Regions from separate parts of the Homo sapiens genome. Here region 1 is linked to region 2. A link is a contact called in ENCODE Hi-C or POLR2A ChIA-PET data. All regions are on one chromosome and are shown on one strand. The core of a region is the stretch at or near the end of the contact, and the rest is flanking DNA. Distances in the headings are between cores, read along the strand shown. Region 1 holds the start of UHRF2 (ubiquitin like with PHD and ring finger domains 2). Region 2 overlaps RFX3 (regulatory factor X3).

What was found. Hi-C counts contacts between places; a loop is a spot of excess contacts on that map. ChIA-PET counts read pairs that join two places held with the same protein, here RNA polymerase II (POLR2A). Pooled maps may share reads with other maps.
Region 1: a pooled map shows a loop between it and region 2 (8-fold over the local background). The contact joins the promoter of UHRF2 here to the enhancer-like site in region 2. A Hi-C loop is called at or near these places in 1 of 37 single-sample maps with no recorded cell type and 5 of 50 pooled maps. POLR2A ChIA-PET finds 5 or more read pairs at or near these places in 1 of 52 experiments (B cell).

The regions. Positions count from the first base shown.
Region 1 is chr9:6,410,608-6,415,204 of GRCh38, forward strand. It overlaps UHRF2 (ubiquitin like with PHD and ring finger domains 2), which reads left to right and starts at 2,592. Exons shown (of 16, transcript NM_152896.3): 1 at 2,592-3,036. The coding sequence starts at 2,884. RefSeq lists silencers at 2,310-2,449, 2,730-2,909, 2,980-3,409.
Region 2 is chr9:3,476,989-3,481,215 of GRCh38, forward strand. The region is part of intron 1 of RFX3 (regulatory factor X3); the gene reads right to left. Among named protein-coding and RNA genes, the nearest start is that of RFX3, 47 kb to the right of the region's middle. RefSeq lists enhancers at 1,283-2,482, 1,505-1,554. Within about 2 kb of position 1,668, at least 7 of the 41 ENCODE cell types and tissues checked have a DNase peak (open chromatin) inside an H3K27ac peak, as active enhancers do; they include B cell, where a contact is called at or near this core.

The sequences.
Region 1 (4,597 bases), core at 1,342-3,841, 2.9 Mb after region 2:
TACTAAGGGATAGTATGCAAACCACTTTACAATCATTAGGTTATTTCAAGCACCATTTTACATTGAGGAAATTGAGGATGTTATTTGTACAAGATCACATTTTTAAGCAAGCAGTAAAACTGGGATTATAATTCCGGTCTATCTCAATCCATGAACTGAACATTTAAATGCTGCCTCCTACTACAATGTATCACATAACTCGTGTCAAGTTGTACAGTTATTTTTAAGCTTCCAGATCATTCTAGTTCCCCTTTTCTTAATCATTCTAGTTCTCCTCTCATCTGTAATCATGGTTTGCGCCAACATCAGTGTTTAGTACTAAGTTATTCTTTAATATTTTATTTTTGTTAAATCTTATCTCAACTAGATTGTAATTTGTTTTGTGAGAGGTAACTAAAAAAAAAATCCTAACGTAACTCCACAAAGCCATAGTATAACGTTATAATAGTAAATAGCATAACCTTATAATAAATAGTTTCGCCTTATTGAGGTAGGTAGTAAGTGTGCTTTAGGTAGATTTGGTTGGTGCAAATGTAATTGTGGTTTTTGCCACCGAAAGAAATGGCAAAACCCCAATGACTTTTGCACCAACCTAAATATCATCTCATTTACATATGTAATAAATACTCAATATTTGCTTTAATTAAAATAGGGGTAGACAAGTGAATTATATTTAGAGGTTCTAGGTGACTGAAATTTTCACAGGGGCAGAAACCCAAAATATGTATGTGCAGTTAATTTTTTCTGTCTCTTCTGTGTTGGGCCATCTTTTTTTTCTCTTTTTTTTTGAGATGGAGTCTCACTCTATCGCCCAGGCTGTAGTGCAGTGGCGTGATCTCAGCTCACTGCAGCCTCCGCCTCCCGGGTTCAAGCAATTCTCCTGCCTCAGCCTCCCGAGTAGCTGGGACTACAGGCAACTGCCACCATGCTCAGCTAGTTTTTTAATATTTTTAGTAGAGATGGGGTTTCACCATGTTGGCCAGGCTGGTCTGGAACTCCTGACCTCAAGTGATCCGCCCACCTCGGCCTCCCAAAGCGCTGAGATTACAGGCCTGAGCCACTGCGCCCGGCCTTTCTCTTCTTTTTCATGATATACTACTGGATTTGTCTGTGCTTGTAATTATTTTAGCTGTTTATTAGTTTATTACAAAAAAATGGTACTGTACCTTTATGGGAATAATTAGCACCTATGTGAATATTTAAGTTACCGATTTTGGCAAATGTGAAGTCCAAGTTGTCTTGTTTTGTTTACGTTTATATCCTCTCTCCCTTCTTGAGAAGACATATTTTCATTTAAAATAAACCCACTTGGCCGGGCGCGGTGGCTCACGCCTGTAATCCCAGCACTTTGGAAGGCCGAGGCGGGTGGATCACGAGGTCAGGAGATCGAGACTATTAGCCGGGCGCGGTGGCGGGCGCCTGTAGTCCCAGCTACCCCAGGGAGGCTGAGGCAGGAGAATGGCGTGAACCCGGGAGGCGGAGCTTGCAGTGAGCCGAGATCGCGCCACTGCACTCCAGCCTGGGCGACAGAGAGAGATTCCGTCTCTAAATACATACATACATACATACATACATACATAATAAATAAAATAAAATAAACCCACTCACCCCCACCCCGACTCCCCAGCTGTAGCAGGGAAGGATTAAGAAGGCGGGGTGGGGGGTGGGGGAAGCCCTGTTAGGTAGTGCTGCGTTGGGCCCACTTCTGAGGGTTTAATCCTAGTAGGGTCTTTGGAGTTCTTTCTTCGGAGGCGCGTAGCTCTGCATTATTTAAAACTGTTTCCCGCAAACCCGCAATCCCTTAGGCCAAAGGCACCCCTAACGCGGAAAGTCTACGAACGGAAATGTCCGGAGTTAGAGAGCGGCCTTTCGGGCAGCTGCCCCGACTTCTCCAAGGCCGGAGGGCCGGCTGGGAGCGCTGCAAGCCAGAGAGGGCGATCCCAGCGGGACCCGCGGCCTGAGGATAGGCCTGGAGCTGCCGCCTCCGCCAGGCGACGGGAAACCCTCGGAAGTGGGTTTCCGCGCGAAAGTAGCATTGCGGCCAGGCGGGAAACGTGTTCGCGAAGCAGGAGGGCCCCCGGGGCCTTTCCCGGGCGACCCGACCCGCCAGGCCGCGTGGCGGGAGCTTTCCTGTTGAGCGCGGTGGAGCGCACACATTTCCTTCAGTTCTTTCTCGGAAGTTTAGGCCGCACCCACCCGCGCCCCCTTTCCAGGATTATACAAGTGCACGCCAGGGTTTCTTATTTTTGGTGTGTTTTTGAGACCAAAGAACCATATCCGCTAAGCCTGAGGAGGCACCCGCCCCCTCAGCTCTGAAACGAGGCCTCAAAACGGCAACCGATGTGGTAGCCGCGCAATCTTCCGAAACCCAAAGGCTAGAGGGCGTGCCCAGTGGCCAGGTGCAGGCGGTGGGGCAAGTAACGGCTTTTGGTAGCCCCGCCCCTCCGACCCGCCCTCTCCGCGCCTGCCCATTTTCGTTCCCTCGGGTCTGTAACCCTCTCCCGGGCCGCTTCCTCTTTAAGGCGGAGCCCGGCGTGGATCTCGCGAGATCCGGCTTGGCGCCGTGACCTCCATGTGGGAGCTCCAGCTCTATAAGTAAACACTCTGCGCGGCGCAGACATGGCCTCTTCCTATCTTTGAGGCGGTGTCTGCGGCAGCGCCTCAGAGTGGTTCCGGTCGTCTCTCCTCAAGTCGGCTAGTCGGGCGCGCGCGCTGAGAGTCGTCGCCGCCTGTCGGGCCCGGCGTCCGGTCGGTCCGGTGGGCGCGCTCGCCCGCCTGCCGCTGAGGGCCCGAGCCGCAGGGAAAGCGGCGCGGGCCGGGCGGGGCGCGGCGCCCAGAGCTCAGGGGGAGACAAAGGGGACCGGTTCCTCTCTAGGCGCCAAGATGTGGATACAGGTTCGCACCATTGATGGCTCCAAGACGTGCACCATTGAGGACGTGTCTCGCAAAGCCACGATTGAGGAGCTGCGCGAGCGGGTGTGGGCGCTGTTCGACGTGCGGCCCGAATGCCAGCGCCTCTTCTACCGGGGCAAGCAGGTGAGGCGCGCCCGCCGCGCCCCTAGCGAGGCTGGGGGCCGGAACAGCTGGGCTCCTCTGGACGCACCGGTCCGAGGGCTCTGTGCGCCGCGCGCGCAGGGCTCACCTGGCTCCGCTGCGGGTGGGCAGCCCCCGCGAGGCGCGGGGTGCGGGGCCCAGTCCCGCCGAATGGTGGGGAGTGGGTCCCTGCCAGCCCCAACTGGAGGTGCGCCGCGCGGGGTCAGAAGTGAGGGCGTCCGGAGCGCAAATATCTCGCCGTTTGTATTTGGTAGGACAGCGGCCGTAGGCACTGGGTGCCCAGGTCCCTCGCTTCCCGCGCTCGGCGGGGCCTGGGGCCCCCAGAGGGCGGGGAGGGCAGAGGGCTCTGGCGGCCATGCCACCGCGCGGGAGACCCGGAGAGCTGGCTAACCCGGCTGAGCGTTCGCCTGGCTTCCGCGGCTCTTCCGCGTCTTCGGCTCTCAAACAGGGGAAACTCGGGCATTGAGCTCTCAAGAATAAGAACCCTAACTCTGCTTCCTGACTGTGGTAGGATTCGCGCAAACTGAAGATTCGAAGGGTTTCCAGAACTTCTGGTCCCTCTCCCTCGCCGCCTTTCCTAGGTTTGGAATGTCTCGAGGGAGGTTAGAGACCTGGGCATGAAGAAACTGTCGGTTTAACCGGGGGCCGGGTTTACGAATGCCCTATATAAGCCAAGAGTTTTATTCCCGAAGTGAAAAGGAGTGTAAGACTGTTTGCTTTTCTTACTTCTCGCCTTCTAATACTCATGTCGTTCACGCTTTAAGCATAGCACTGCAGCATAGCCAGCGGTGCATACTTGAAGGCTGTCTGTGGGCATCTCTGGTATTTTTATGGTCTGGCCAGTCTAAGTTTTTTTCCTATTCCACAAGTCTCTTACAATCTATATCCCTAGCCACTCAGACCCATCGTATTTTTCTTTGTCTTCATGTTGTTGTTAATACACTAAAAAGTTGGCATCCTGAGTTGATAGACCACAGTTTGGCTCCAATCCTGTGGTTTTAAATAAGTGTAGCTCTTTGATTTGGTAGAAGTAGCCTACAGTTGCAAACTACTTAAAAGGAATATTTTCCTCCCCTTCACAGGCTTAGTCTTCGAAGACTGTCCAGAAATTTCATAGTAACAAATTACACTTTGGGAAGGAGAGAGCTTTTTTTTCCCCTTTCCTTCTCTCTTTAAAATAATGTTATAGCACCTTTGATTTGTGTTTGCAGCCAGTTTTGTACTGACTTCTTAGTGTTTGACTTGTAAAAACAGGTATTTAGTTGTAAGCTTTGCTTTTGAAATAATTGTACACTTGTTAAATACTACATAGATTTGCTTTGCTGTGCCTCAAGTGGCTGATACCGTTTCCTTTTGATCACAAGTGAAAAAGCATGTAATCGTTTGATGCATTTTATTTTCTAGCTGGGGACAAATAGTACATGAATTCCTAGGACACTGGTGATTTCAGCACCAGAGATAGAAATGAAGGATGTTCTTGGGCAACACTCCTAAAATCTTTATTATCAAATATGCTAAAATAATTATCACATATGGGATTGGG
Region 2 (4,227 bases), core at 418-2,917:
TTGTAATGAGAAAATGATGTAATACATATATGTCACTAGCTCATAGTTATCATTCAAAATTTATGTAATAATTATTTTCAGTATAATTTTTGTTCTAATTTTTGTTTTACCTGAAACCAAAATTTTCATTACTTTTATAAACACTTCTCCAGACAGCAAAGTATAATTCCAATACAGAATCACAATTTATACTATACAAAAGACATGGATTTAGAGCCTATCCCTAACAAAAACTTCAATCTATTATTCAATCTATTTGTACATGTCTTTCATAATGCCTGTAGTTACCTTTAACCATTCCTCTTTATTTCTTCACACGGATTAAAATTTACCATTAAGTGTCCTTTCATTTCAACCTGAAAGACTCCCTTTAACATTTCTTAGAGTTCGTGAGAATCCTTTCAGTTTTTATCTATTTGGAAACGTCTTAATTTCACTTTCAGTTTTGAAGAAAAGTTTAGCTAAATAGAGAATTACTGGTTGACAGTCTTTTACTTTCAATGTTGAAAATGTCTTCTAGCCTCCAGGGTTTCTCGTAAGTCAGCTATTAAGCCTATTGAGGATTCCTTGTAACAAGTCATTTTTCTCCTGCTACTTTCAAGATTTTTCTTTAAATTCAACTATGATGGGTCTAGGTATGGATCACTTTGGGCTTATTCAACTTGGATTACAGTGAGCTTCTTGGATGTGTAGCACAGAGTAATATTTTTCAGCAAGTTTGGAAAGTTTTCTGCCATTTTTTTTTAAATATTCTTTCTGCCTCATTCTCATCTTCTGGGAATCCTATAATGTCCATGTTGGCACAACATTTAATGGAGTCACATAAGTCTTTTGAGACTCTGTTCATTTTTCTTTCTGATCCTCACATTGAACAATCTCTATTGACCTAACTTCGAGTTAAAAGATTCCTTCATTTGCCAATTTATATCTGTTGTTGAGCTCCTCTAGTGAATTTTTCATTTCAGTTATTATACTTTTAAGCTCCAGAACTTCCTTGTTTTTTAATAATTTCTATCTTTATTGATACTCTTTCTCTGGTGAAACACCATTCTGATGCTTCCCTTTAATTCTTTAGACATGGTTTCATTTAGTTCTTTGAATGTATTTGTAATAGCTAACTTAAAGACTACAAAGTCTAAAATCTAGGCTCCCACAGGGACTTTTTTTGTTCGTTTTTTATTATTTGTCTCTGTGTGTTTTATTTCCTGTTTCTTTGCATTTCTCAATTTTTGTTAAAACTGAACATTTTAGGTAATATATTTTAACAAATCTCATATCAGATTGCTCCACATTATTCCCCTAAATTTTTTAATCATCAGTGTGTTGTTTTTCTTGATGCTGATTCTTTAGTACTTTCATGAACGAATTTTACAGATCCTGTATTCCCCGTAGTGTGTGGCCACCGAGTTCTCTGCTAGAACTTTTTTTTTTTTTTTTTTTAGGATCTTGTTTTTATTTGTAAGCCTGGCTTCCAAGAAGTCATACCTGGACCAGTAAAATGTAGTAGTCAACCAATGATCATTTAAAAGATTTCCTTAAATGCTTTGCCTATATGTCTTCTACCTTTTGCCAAAGAAATCTTCATGAGAAGTCATACCTTCAAACTTCAGGAAGCTTACAAATAGCACTGATTTTCACTTCCTGCTTACACAGTGCCTCAAGATCAGTCAGAGGTGACATTCTCCTTTCCCAGGTCATTTCCGGGCATGTGTACAGACTTGCACATTGTACAGCCTTTTAAATACCCAGGAATATGCCAGAGCTTTCCAAAGTTCCCTATAGTTGGCTAGTTCTCCAGACTTTCCTTTTAAATTCCTGGCCAGATTCTTCCTTTGCCTCAACTGAAATCACAGCCTTAGGCAATTGACATTTTGCCAACAGTTTGCTATTGTTTCAGTAATGCCCTGGGGGTAAGCTTTTTCTTCCCCCAACTGAGCTGAGTTCAGAGTCAAATCAAATATCCAGCCACTCTCTCTGAAAAGAGTTTTCCCAGGGAGCTGCAAGTTGGGACAAAATATTAACTGTGCTCTGGGGATAGTGCCTTCAATGGGGCTCCAGAAGTGGTCAGCTCTCTCCATTGTCTGCAATACTGCCAGCTTTTAGCTACACCACTAAGCTGGAGAGAGAGATGAGAATAACCCCAAGTTAAAATATCGCAGACCCCACTGGTCTTCCCAAGATTCACTAGTTTTCTCTTGGACAGATGATTTTCAATTCATACTCCTGCTTAATTGCCAGAATTCTAAAATGGCTGATTTTCATTATTTTACCCATATTTTTGTTGTTGTATAGGCAGCACAAATTCACTGAGGCCCTCACTCCACCATTCTGGAAGTTGATCAAGTTCTGTAATATTCTGAATTTATAATTTTCAGGACAAAAAGATCTTAACCAAAAAAAACAAACCCTCACTTAGTTTGATTTTTTAAAAATATACTTAAAATTTTTAGATCACTGATTCTTATCTCTAATAGAAACTTATGAAAAAAATCTGTATTTCAGTACTTAAATGAGAGTGAAACAGATCTGTGAGACAGGAAAAAATAAACTGCATAAACAATTTATCACATCTTTCCTGTTAACTAATATGTGAATCATCAAAAACAAAGGTGATTACTGGTCTCAGAGCCACTCTCAGTCCTAAACGGCCTCTCAAATCTTTTGGGGACAACAGAAACAAGTAAAAGTGAGGAGGAAAGCCTAGTCCATCTTGTCTTACTTGGCTGACTGAGGCCAAAACCAACTATACTCTGATAGTAAGAAATTTTTTTAAAACCACAGAAAACTGGAAGTGGGAAATCGACAGAAAAGAAGAATCAGATACTTGACTTAGGAGGCAACCCTATCTCTTGAGATTTCTCTGAAGAGACTCAGAACAGAGATTGAGTTTACCTCAGATTCACCCAAGTATAGGCCAAAATCGCGGGCTTCTGGAAGAGAAAAGAGTTGTTCATTACTATTTCTCTTTTGTTAGCTGGTATTGGCAAGCCAAGGAAAGACCAAAACTGTCAAGGTAGGCCGAGAAAAGTAAACATCTTTTAGCAAGGCTTTTATTTTCAAGAATATTGTCGCATGTTTCTTTTGCTTTTCTTTTGTTGTGTAACAAACCACCCCAAAACTTACTGGCACAACAACCACCATTTTATTTGGTCATAATTCTGCAATCTGAGCAGGGCTCAACTAGGCAGTTCTTACAGTCATCTTGCTGGTGGTCATTCATACTACTGCTTTCAGCCAGCAGGTGAGAAATGAGATCAGCTAGGATACTAGCATGGCTAAGCATCTCTCTCCATGTAATCTCAGAAATTCTCCCTCTCCATGTGGCCTCTTTTCCACTGGGTCTCTCTAGGAGAACGGTCAGATTCTTACATGATGATCCTCTCTCTCGAAAACACAAAAGCATAAGTTGTCGGGCCTTTTTGCACCCAGACCTGGAAGAGCTTTAATCCCTTTGCATTCTCTTTGTTAAAACAAGCTACAGGCCCAACCCAAACTGAAAGGAAAGTGACTTCACACGAGCATGAATGCCATCAATGTAATAGACAACTAAAACATTCAGGCCAATGTTCAGATGACTGGAATGGACACAACCACAAGAAACTATAAAATGGCTAAAGCTTGAAGACTGAGCAATTATAGTCAGATTCTATTCTCTGTTCTTTCCCACAATGAGAGTCAATCTACGTTCACCAGGAATCTTAATTATAAGTGGAACCTGTTAATCACTTAAAAGCCATATGACCTTAGACAAGTCAATTAATCTCTCTAAGCTTCAGCTGCTGTATTGTAAAACAGGAAAAATTATACATGCCCTGCCTGTCTTAGAGGAACGCTGTAGAATAAATAAGAGCTTTGAAAGCTGTAAACTGCTATACAAATATAAGGAAATATTATTTAGCTGACAGGATGGTAAGTATAATCAACCTAGCTAGGCTCCATTCTCCTCCCTATTAATAAAATTATAACCATCATCAATTACCCTATATGCTAAATGACTACCACAGCAATATTATATATAATAGCAAGCTAAAATTACATTATGTTTTGTTACTATGAAGAATAATAACACTAACTACAATTTATTATTGTCCAATTATATGTCAGGTGCTGTTGGTTACTTTGGATAATCTATAACCCTTACAATAACTCAATACGGTAGGTATTATCCCTCATTTACAAATAAAGAAACTGACACTTGGCTACTTTAAGTAACCTGCCCATAGTTAC